3 separate regions of the Homo sapiens genome follow, and all the other regions are linked to region 1. Evidence: chromatin contacts called from ENCODE Hi-C or POLR2A ChIA-PET data. All regions are on one chromosome and are shown on one strand. The core of a region is the stretch at or near the end of the contact, and the rest is flanking DNA. Distances in the headings are between cores, read along the strand shown. Region 1 has its middle 4.5 kb from the start of MIR4462. Region 2 holds the start of DINOL (damage induced long noncoding RNA). Region 3 overlaps CPNE5 (copine 5).

Region 1 (3,533 bases), core at 735-3,234:
TTCTTTTGACAAGGCGAGGGCTCAGCTCCAATTATCCTGAGGCGGTGTTGAGGGGGTGGACATTGGAACAACTCTTCTGCCTCTAATCAGCTACCTGAGCAGCACAGGTGAGTGATTCACCTGAAGATTCTAAGCCAGCAGCATAGCCTCTGCTCTAAGGGACCTCATGCAGGAAACAGACAGACAAGGGCCGTGAAGTATTCTGGTACATGTGGTACTGTGAGGCCCAAAGGAGAATGGCCAGTTTCACTGGGGAGGGGCCGGGCTCAGCAAAAACCTCACTAAGAAGAGGGAGCATGGAGCTAAGTCTTGAAGGATGGCTAGGTGTTCAGTAAATGGAGGAGACAGCGGTGGGGAGGGTGTTTCAGACAGACGGCACAGCCACTGCAAGGCCCTGGAGGGAGCATTGAGTCCCACACATGGAAGGGCCAGAGGGAGGAGATGGGGAACAGACAGGGTGAGAGGGCCTTGCCTCCCTGCTGAGGGGTCTGGCCTTTATCCTGAGGGTGGTGGGAGCTGCTGAGGGAGTTAACCCAAGGAGTGACCTGATCAGATTCGTTGGTTTCCTCTGCCCCGAGGTCTTCTTACTTCTATCCCAACAACTGAGCTAGCCTCCCGCCCCCAGCTCGGGCCGGCACACCGTAGGTGCCCAGCATGAGTGCGTGGACACCACTCGTGTCTCTCACCATTGTCCCTAAAATCAAGCCCACAGTCCATGGAGGCTTGCCCTGCCAGCTCCTGAACAGCCGGCTGACCCACTCCGACGCCGCGGGCTCACCTTGGAGTAGTGCCCAAGCTGGGTGTCGCTTTATGAATTGGGCTGTTTTTGCCACCTGGGCTGGTGTCCCCACTCCCCACCCCATGCCACCCCCACTTTTCCTCTTACCTGGCTCTTTCTCATCTGGAAGGTCTTGGCCACAGTATCACCTACTTGGAGAGACTTTCCTGAGTGTAAAGAAGCCCCCACCGCCAAGATTCTCCCACGATGACGCCCTTTTACTTTGTAGCACCGAACCTGGTTTGTTGTTATATAATTGTGGTTTGTTTGTGGTCTGTCTCCTCCATTAGGCTAAAACCTACAGGGCACATGGCTTTTGTCTTCCACTGTGTCTTGGGGCCTGGCACAGGGTAGGGTACCAGGACCATGTGTTGAAGGAATGAATGAGGCTCAAACCTCTGCTCAGACTCAGGGCTCCTTAAAGATAGGAATCTACCTCCGTTTTCAGCCTGGGCCCCCTTCATCCCCTGCACAGGGCAGGGACTGCTTCCGCCCCTCTCCCCTTTCTCCTAGGGTCCCTTTGCTGCAGGCAGAGCTGGAGCTGGAGCAGAAGTGTGGCTGAGGCCACTGAGGAAGCATTCACAGCTCAGACCTGCAGCCTCCTCCGACCACAGAGCTAATGCTGTGGAGCTGACCACTTGGCACCAGAGATCTCCAGGGAAACCCTGCCAGCGCCCTGAGCTTATGGCCTGGCCTTAAACCTGCACCACTGGCTTCAAAAGTGCCACATCCTCTCCCTATCTTTAAAGATAGCACAGCACCTGCCTTCATGAATCCATTTCAGTGAAAGCGGGGCTTAAAAACCAGAGCTGTACAGCAACATACACACACACCCTAAACACATCCCCACTTCTACCTTCCATCTTTTCTCTTTCTGCATTCATTCCTCTGGCCCAGTCTCTGTGTCTCTGTTCCACTTATTTCTGTCTCTGTCAATCTGTGTCTCTTTCCATCTGCCTCTGTCCCTCGCTGCGTCTCTGCTTCTCTCTGCCACATTTTGTGTTTCTTTTCTGTCTCTGTCCGCTTGTGAGTGTTATTCTACATCTCATGCCCTCTCTGAGTTTTTGTTCATGTCTGCCTTCTCCTGTCACCCCCAAGGGCCCTGAGGTCCCCCCTCCCCTCATTCCTCCCTTCCCCCGTAGCAGCCACCTCTCTGGGTGCCACTAGCTCACGCTTAGCTCTTCAGGCAATCGTAGAAAGAAGAAAGGGAGGAGGATGCTAGCGGGGAGCTTGAAGCAAGTGGTGGGGCAGCAGTGAGAAGTAGAAGTAGCACTGAATAAATACGCAGCTGTCTCTTTTATCTCTTCTTGGCAGGAGGCAGAAGCTGGGGCAGGGGAGGCTCAGACGAATGGGCAGGGAGGGAGATGGATGATGGGGCCCAGAGTGAGACGGGGAGACTCAGGGCAGCCGACAGGACTGAAATGAAGGGGGATGTAAGTTTCCACAACCTCTGGCTCCTGGCAGGAGACTTTCCACCCTGATTACTAGGGACAGGGAATTGTTTAGGAGTCCAGGACACAAAAGGATAAAATAAGGAGACCGTGGGAAGAGCAGTAAGTGTGTGTGTGTGTGTGTGTGTGTGTGTGTGTGTGTGTGCGTGCGCACGCGCGCGCCCTACTCACTAGTCGCTAGTGCTATTTGCTAAATATTTCTGGGTCTCCTCTTCCGAATTGCACTCCCTGGCCCCCTTGTGGTTGGATGGGGCCATATGACCAGTTCTGGCCAATGGGCAGAAGAGAAAGTGTCACTTCCCGGCAGAAGAATGTAATTGCCAATGCAACATCTTCCAGAGGTCTTTCTTTCCCTCTGGCACTATGACCAGCAAGCTTTGAGCTAGTGGCTTCTCCATCAGTCTGGGCCTTGGGGTGATATGATGTGCAGAAGCTGTGACTGGCATGTCGCGTGAGCAAGAAGCAAGCCCTTTGGTTTTAAGCAGTAGAGGTTTTGGAGTTATTTGTTAATGAAGCATAGCCTTGCCTATCCTGACTGATGCAGTATACATGCCTGTGATTGTGTAGGTGTCTGTATGGAGTGTAAAGTGTCCAGGGATGTGTGTTTAAGCATGTGTATGTGCCAATATTTATTTAATACATATAGAAGCACGTGTGTTTAGAGGTTGTGTGTGTGAATACAAGTCTTGGTATTTTTGGTCCACACCCAGCAAATGGTGAAGAAGGAAAGTTTCCCTCTGCTGCTGTCTTACCTCCTGTTTGAGGTAGACACACAAAGGGCCAGATCTTGGGTCCCGCTTGCCTCCTAACCACCCGCCCAGCTTTAATCTCCACGTCTTCTCTTCTTCCTGGCAGCTGCTACCCTCTTCCCTGAGTGTTCCTGGGGTGGCTACTGCTTTTGGCTGCCTGGCACAATTTCCCTCTCTCCTAGCCCCAGGCAGAGTGACTGGTTCTGGGTTAGGTGTGTGGCCAGGGCCAGACCACTCAGACACCTTCCCCAGGATTTTGCTGCTGGAGCAAGCAGGGAAGTGGAGCGCACCTTCCCTTTGGGGTGATAGACACAGGAAGGGGTGAGATGTGCAGCTGTCCTTGCCATGGAGGGATGAGTGGCCAGGCCGAAAGAAGCAGAGCTGAGAGAAAGGAACAAGATGTTTTAGATCCAGTGCCACCTGGTCTCAATAATGACATGGGCCAGTGTGTTTGCTTGCTCTCCAAGGCTGTGGTGGACTTGTCTCTGGGAGGAGGGACAGAAGGGACTTGATCGGGAGGACAGAGGCCCATCCTCTGCTTCCTCCCGAAAAGGC
Region 2 (3,533 bases), core at 617-3,116, 880 kb before region 1:
GACTTTTAACAGCCTGCTCCCTTGCCTTTTTCAGGGCAGAAGTCCTCCCTTAGAGTGTGTCTGGGTACACATTCAAGTGCATGGTTGCAAACTTTTTTTTTTAAAGCACTGAATAGTACTAGACACTTAGTAGGTACTTAAGAAATATTGAATGTCGTGGTGGTGGTGAGCTAGAAGTTATAAAAAAAATTCTTTCCCAAAAACAACAACAAAAAGAATTATTTCATTGTGAAGCTCAGTACCACAAAAATTTAAATAATTCATTACAAGCCTTTATTAAAAAAAATTTTCTCCCCAAAGTAAACAGACAGACAATGTCTAGTCTATTTGAAATGCCTGAAAGCAGAGGGGCTTCAAGGCAGTGGGAGAAGGTGCCTGTCCTCTGCTGGACATTTGACAACCAGCCCTTTGGATGGTTTGGATGTATAGGAGCGAAGGTGCAGACAGCAGTGGGGCTTAGAGTGGGGTCCTGAGGCTGTGCCGTGGCCTTTCTGGGGTTTAGCCACAATCCTGGCCTGACTCCAGGGCGAGGCAGGCCAAGGGGGTCTGCTACTGTGTCCTCCCACCCCTACCTGGGCTCCCATCCCCACAGCAGAGGAGAAAGAAGCCTGTCCTCCCCGAGGTCAGCTGCGTTAGAGGAAGAAGACTGGGCATGTCTGGGCAGAGATTTCCAGACTCTGAGCAGCCTGAGATGTCAGTAATTGTAGCTGCTCCAAGCCTGGGTTCTGTTTTTTAGTGGGATTTCTGTTCAGATGAACAATCCATCCTCTGCAATTTTTTAAAAGCAAAACTGCAAATGTTTCAGGCACAGAAAGGAGGCAAAGGTGAAGTCCAGGGGAGGTCAGGGGTGTGAGGTAGATGGGAGCGGATAGACACATCACTCATTTCTGTGTCTGTCAGAAGAACCAGTAGACACTTCCAGAATTGTCCTTTATTTATGTCATCTCCATAAACCATCTGCAAATGAGGGTTATTTGGCATTTTTGTCATTTTGGAGCCACAGAAATAAAGGATGACAAGCAGAGAGCCCCGGGCAGGAGGCAAAAGTCCTGTGTTCCAACTATAGTCATTTCTTTGCTGCATGATCTGAGTTAGGTCACCAGACTTCTCTGAGCCCCAGTTTCCCCAGCAGTGTATACGGGCTATGTGGGGAGTATTCAGGAGACAGACAACTCACTCGTCAAATCCTCCCCTTCCTGGCCAACAAAGCTGCTGCAACCACAGGGATTTCTTCTGTTCAGGTGAGTGTAGGGTGTAGGGAGATTGGTTCAATGTCCAATTCTTCTGTTTCCCTGGAGATCAGGTTGCCCTTTTTTGGTAGTCTCTCCAATTCCCTCCTTCCCGGAAGCATGTGACAATCAACAACTTTGTATACTTAAGTTCAGTGGACCTCAATTTCCTCATCTGTGAAATAAACGGGACTGAAAAATCATTCTGGCCTCAAGATGCTTTGTTGGGGTGTCTAGGTGCTCCAGGTGCTTCTGGGAGAGGTGACCTAGTGAGGGATCAGTGGGAATAGAGGTGATATTGTGGGGCTTTTCTGGAAATTGCAGAGAGGTGCATCGTTTTTATAATTTATGAATTTTTATGTATTAATGTCATCCTCCTGATCTTTTCAGCTGCATTGGGTAAATCCTTGCCTGCCAGAGTGGGTCAGCGGTGAGCCAGAAAGGGGGCTCATTCTAACAGTGCTGTGTCCTCCTGGAGAGTGCCAACTCATTCTCCAAGTAAAAAAAGCCAGATTTGTGGCTCACTTCGTGGGGAAATGTGTCCAGCGCACCAACGCAGGCGAGGGACTGGGGGAGGAGGGAAGTGCCCTCCTGCAGCACGCGAGGTTCCGGGACCGGCTGGCCTGCTGGAACTCGGCCAGGCTCAGCTGGCTCGGCGCTGGGCAGCCAGGAGCCTGGGCCCCGGGGAGGGCGGTCCCGGGCGGCGCGGTGGGCCGAGCGCGGGTCCCGCCTCCTTGAGGCGGGCCCGGGCGGGGCGGTTGTATATCAGGGCCGCGCTGAGCTGCGCCAGCTGAGGTGTGAGCAGCTGCCGAAGTCAGTTCCTTGTGGAGCCGGAGCTGGGCGCGGATTCGCCGAGGCACCGAGGCACTCAGAGGAGGTGAGAGAGCGGCGGCAGACAACAGGGGACCCCGGGCCGGCGGCCCAGAGCCGAGCCAAGCGTGCCCGCGTGTGTCCCTGCGTGTCCGCGAGGATGCGTGTTCGCGGGTGTGTGCTGCGTTCACAGGTGTTTCTGCGGCAGGTGAATGACGGGCGTGGGTCGGTGCGCGCTCGGCTTGCGCACACGGTGTCTCTAAGTGCGCGGGTGACGAGAGTCGGGATGTGCCGGAGACCCCGGGGCGGAGAGCGGGATTACAAGTACAGGAATCCCTGGTCACGCTCCCCGCCCCTGGAAACCCAGCTGGGGCGAGGGAGGGCGTGGACGGGACCGTTCTGGGAGCTCGCCTTTGGCTGCGGTTGGCTCCAGGCCCCAGGCGCAGTTTGCTCGCGGCGTGGGGATGAAGTCCGTGTCCCTGGAGGGGCCCAGGAAGGGCGAGGAAAGCGGAGTGGAGTAAGTTCGTCTAGGATCGGTCCCGGGTGGCTCTGGGATCCAATCTGCGCCGCCCTGGCCCAGGTCCCAGGTTCAGGTCCTTTACGCCACTGTGTCCACCACCTGGCTGAGCGCTGAGGTCAGCGCGGGCTGTTTCCTGGCCCTTGGGAATGTGCCAGGACCCGTCCCCTAAGGACTAGCGAGGAGGTGACTCACTGTGACAAGGAGACCCCAGGGAACGGACTGTATGAGGTCAGAACCCCGCCCGGGATGGGGTACAGCGGGACTCCAGAAGCCCTCTCCCCTGCCCCTTCGCGGTCTCCGTCCTCCCATCGGCACAGTGACCTATTTGGCTGGAACAGTTTGTTCCCAAGGAAGCCGGGCACTGGAGGTCCGGGACACCGCGTCGGGTCCCCGCTCCGCGGCGCGCTGTAGGGGTCGGGGAGTCACGGCCCTGCTCTGGGCGGGCTCTAACCAGCCTGTCAGTCGGGGAAGGGCAAGGGTCTCCTCTACCTCTTTCCCACCGCGGCCGGGAGAATCGCGGCCCAGCCTGTCCTCGGGTCGGGGCGCTGGACTCCGGGGCGGGAGCGGAGCCCACGCCTGGATGGGAGGCGGGGAGGGTTCATGTCTTTGAGGGGTGGGGGGTCTGGGGGGCACGACGCTGCTCAGGGCCTCTATCAGCTGCCTCGGGGGCTCAGGGCTTCCCGACCTAGCCCAGATTCCCTCTCCGAAAGCTACAGGGCTGAGCGGAGCAGGGGGGCGAGTCGCCCCCTGGGGCGCCGCCGCCTGGCGCGGACCACAGCGCGTCCTCTCCGTCCCAAACCCCTGGGGGACACTTGCGCCCTCTTCGTGAGGAAAAGCATCTTGGAGCTGGGTTAGGAACTTGGGGCGCCCAGGCAGCTTCCCCTCTCCTTGCCTCCCTCCACGTCGCGTTTCTGGGAGGACTTGCGAGCGGTTTTGTTTTCGTTGCTCCCGTCTATTTTTATTTTCCAGGGATC
Region 3 (3,533 bases), core at 568-3,067, 810 kb before region 1:
GGAGACATTTGGAGGGTGAAAGTCCCGCTCCCAGGGCCACTCTTGGGAAGATGATTCTGGCCTGTGGGACTATACTGGAGGGACACTGTTGGACTGGCTCTTCCAAATACAGGGTGAGGGGAAAGGCAGGCCTTGCTCTAACTAGTCCTCCCCTGCCCTGGGTTCTGAAAAGCCTTGGGAAAGGAAGCAATTGGAAAGCAGATCCTCTTGTGGGAAAATTACTCGCAGCAGCCTAGTGTCTCCTGCCTAAGGGTAGAACACAGGCTGCTGAGCAACCAGCTCCTCCTCTGACAGTGGGGCCAAAGTACCCATACCCTTCCTCCTGGGTCCAGGTGGGCAGGTGAGGGAGGCCAGGGAGGAGAGGATCCCTAGACATCAGCTTCCTGCCTGGGCATGCATGCCAGGCTCTCAGTCCCTGGAGCCAGCTCCCTCACTCAGGCTCTCCAGAGAGTTTAAAGAGAGGGCTGGCTCTGGGGCTATAACCTGCCCAGTATGGGTGGCACCAGCTTAGCTCAGCCTCTGAGGGCTCCTTTTCGATGAAACCTCACAGCATCCAGCCCTTTAACTCATCAGTCTCCATCTTCATCCCACCCCACCCGCTAACTGCAAGTCAGGCAGGCTAGACTGATTCATTACTATAGAATGAAAGGCAGCATGTTATGGGAGAAGGAACCCTGCCACCATCTAGGCGTGTGGCTTCAGGCAAGCTCTGTAAAATGGGGATAACTGTTCTGATCCTGCCCACTGTGTTCTGTAAGTTGGGGGTACTATGCAAATGAAAAAAATAAATAGGATGGACTGGGTGTGGTGGCTCATGCCTGTAATCCCAGCACTTTGGGAGGCCGAGGCAGGCGAATCACCTGAGGTCAGGAGTTCGAGACCAGCCTGGCCAAAATGGTGAAAGCCCGTCTCTACTAAAAATACAAAAATTAGCTGGGGGTGGTGGCGCATGCCTGTAGCCCCAGCTACTCTACTTGATAGGCTGAGGCAGGAGAATTGCTTGAACCCAGGAGGCGGAGGTTGCAGTAAGCCGAGATTGTGCCACTGCACTCCAGCCTGAGTGACAGAGCGAGACTCTGTCTCAAAAAATAAATAAAATAAAATAAAATAAAATAAACATAAATAAAAATAAACAGGATGAGGGGTGTTTGAGAGTTACCAGGTGCTATGGACTGTAAGGGGTGGCTGATTAATGGGATTGAGAGGGAAGCAATTTTGATGGGGGAAGAGTGCAAAGGCGGGGTCTGGAGTCAGCCCAGAGGAGGGGCAGGTAAGAGCAGAGGAGCTCCTGAGTGACTGGAGGCAGGGTGTGTGCTCAGTGGGTAGGAGGAGAGCTTGCAGCCTTGAGACTGCAAGCTCAAGGCAGCAGGGAGTGTTGTCATGGGAAAGTGAGTGTGGCTTCCCAGGACCTGACTTCTCCCTCTGCCCTGGAGAACCAGGCAGCCAAGGGTCCACTTGGCTGGGATGAGCCTTTGGCAGTTGCTCCTGCCTGTCTCCTTTCCAGACAGGTGCAGTCACTCACCTGCGGGCTCTTGGCTGCCCACGCCCTGACCTGGCACCTGTCCTGGCAGGCAGCATGCTGGGCAGGCTCTACCCTTAGAGCCAGGCTCTTTCCGTGAGCTGCTGGCTGGGGCCTCCTGGCTCCCCCATCTGTCTGGGCCTAGACACTGTGCCTGGTGGTTCTTTCTGCTCCTTAAACTCATGTTTGACCACCTGCTGGCCCCAGGACCAATCCCTGGCTTATCCCCAATCCCGCTGCCCTTACAGGGCCCTAATAACAGTGAGCAGGTTAATCACTGTCCCCCTCCCCCAACCAGACAGATCAGAGGTGTCAGAAGCTCAGAGCTGTAAGGAACCTTAACACTTACCTATTCCGTTCTCTTTGTGTACAGAGGAGGAAACTGATACCCTGAGAGGAAAAATGACTCACCCAAAGGAACCCAGCAAATTAATGGCAAAGAGAGGCCTAGAGCCTGGGCCTCCTGACTCCTATTGCAGGGTTCTTTCTACATCCCCAAGCCCTTGGCTTTCTGTCACGGAGTCCCTACCAGCTCCAGGTCCTGTCTCTGCATGGAGACCTGACATGACCCAGGCCAGCCTCCTTGGCTCAGGAGTTCCCTCCAAGCTGCTTGGGATCTGGGGATGTGCAGGGCTCTGGATGAGTTGTCTCAGCCCAAACACCAGGGTTTGCTCAGAGCCCAGCACCACAGCCTTCAACCAGGGCTTTGAAGAGGCCAGGGTGGGGCCAGAGCCGGTCCTGTCGGTGTGTGGGGCCCTTTCCCTCTCCCCAAGGCCCATGAAATTGGCTGTATCTCTTCTCACCCTCCTTTGATGTAGTCAAGGAAGGTGCACTCTGACTCCACAGCAAAGGAAAGCAGGGTGACCTTCAAAACAAAAGGGAGCTTGGTCAGTGGGGAGCCTGGGGTCAGGGGAGATGGGTTATGATTCGAGAGCTGACATTGACAGAACACTCGGCATGTGCCAGTTTTGCATGCATGACTGCATGCACTGCCCACACCACCCCATGAAGTACTATTATTATCCCCACTTTATAGCCAAGGAAACTGAAACCCAAAGAGGTGGTGCAATGTGCCCAAGGACACTGCCAGGGCAGAGAAGGGATCTGAAACCAGGGTGTGTCTGACTTCAGAGCCTGCACTCTTGACCTTGACGGAAGGGTCCCATCTGTGTCAGTGGAACCGGGGTCCAAGCCAAGGGTGTTAGTTTCCTCTAAGTGGGCACTGGCTCTTCAGCCCCAGGGACCTAGGGTGGGGTGTGGAGGACAAGGGGGCCCTCCTGGCACAGGCCTAACAACCTGCCAATGCCGACCAGCTTCAGGCTTCCATGTGCCTAGAGCTATTAGTCCTGAAATGTGCCTCTTTGGACTGTGCTTATCTTAAATCTTACTGGTCCCATCTCATCCCTCTCAGACCCAAGATCCTGCCTCATAAGTAGCCCATCCTTTTCCCCAGAGGTAACTGACTACCCCAGGCCCCCTCCCCCAAGCAGAGGCCTTTTAACCTATGCCCTGGCAAAGTTAGCTTTGGCTTTGCCAAGACAGGCAGCTACCTGGCAGCTCATTATCATAACAATTTAGAATCAAGGAGACAAATGAAAGCCTGGCATCCTAGGCCAATTATATGAGACAAGATTAGGGCAGAGGACCTTTCACCTGTGTAAGAGAACGAACTCCTCTCTGGTAGTTTGGGAGCCCCCTATTCATGAAGATTCAGCTGTTTTTACAGGCTCATTGGGAGGGCCAGGTGAGAGCACCACCCTTACTTGGCAGTAAGACCCCCAGCTATTGTGGTTAAGGTATTAGGCACCTGGATGAACCACAGGCCTCCTTCCAAGTGTGGCAGCTCAGACTTACTAGGAACCACGGCAGTGGCTTCAACCCTGACTGATGACCATGAGATGCCCTGGGGGCTCTTAGATCATCCTGCAGCCCAGACCCATTATAGCCGAGTTTCCGGGGCTACATGAATGTTTCAGAGATCTTCTTTTTTTTTTTTTTTTTTAGCTCTTCACGT

Evidence for each region. A loop is a pair of places that touch in the nucleus more often than their neighbours do. ChIA-PET counts read pairs that join two places held with the same protein, here RNA polymerase II (POLR2A). Pooled maps may share reads with other maps.
Region 2: a pooled map shows a loop between it and region 1 (5-fold over the local background). The contact joins the promoter of DINOL here to the enhancer-like site in region 1. A Hi-C loop is called at or near these places in 1 of 37 single-sample maps with no recorded cell type and 3 of 50 pooled maps. POLR2A ChIA-PET finds 5 or more read pairs at or near these places in 2 of 52 experiments (GM12878 and T-cell).
Region 3: a map with no recorded cell type shows a loop between it and region 1 (4-fold over the local background). The contact joins two enhancer-like sites. A Hi-C loop is called at or near these places in 3 of 37 single-sample maps with no recorded cell type and 2 of 50 pooled maps. POLR2A ChIA-PET finds 5 or more read pairs at or near these places in 1 of 52 experiments (B cell).

What each region holds. Positions count from the first base shown.
Region 1 is chr6:37,558,152-37,561,684 of GRCh38, forward strand. No RefSeq gene overlaps it. Among named protein-coding and RNA genes, the nearest start is that of MIR4462, 4.5 kb to the left of the region's middle. RefSeq lists an enhancer at 3,523-3,533. Within about 2 kb of position 1,985, at least 2 of the 41 ENCODE cell types and tissues checked have a DNase peak (open chromatin) inside an H3K27ac peak, as active enhancers do; they include B cell, where a contact is called at or near this core.
Region 2 is chr6:36,676,693-36,680,225 of GRCh38, forward strand. DINOL (damage induced long noncoding RNA) reads right to left here and starts at 1,867. Exons shown (of 1, transcript NR_144384.1): 1 at 917-1,867. It overlaps CDKN1A (cyclin dependent kinase inhibitor 1A), which reads left to right and starts at 2,022. Exons shown (of 3, transcript NM_000389.5): 1 at 2,022-2,106. RefSeq lists enhancers at 1-922, 2,115-2,304, 2,316-2,903 and a silencer at 1,835-2,064.
Region 3 is chr6:36,750,712-36,754,244 of GRCh38, forward strand. It overlaps CPNE5 (copine 5), which reads right to left. Exons shown (of 21, transcript NM_020939.2): 14 at 2,323-2,384. Among named protein-coding and RNA genes, the nearest start is that of RAB44, 55 kb to the left of the region's middle. Within about 2 kb of position 1,818, at least 14 of the 41 ENCODE cell types and tissues checked have a DNase peak (open chromatin) inside an H3K27ac peak, as active enhancers do; they include B cell, where a contact is called at or near this core.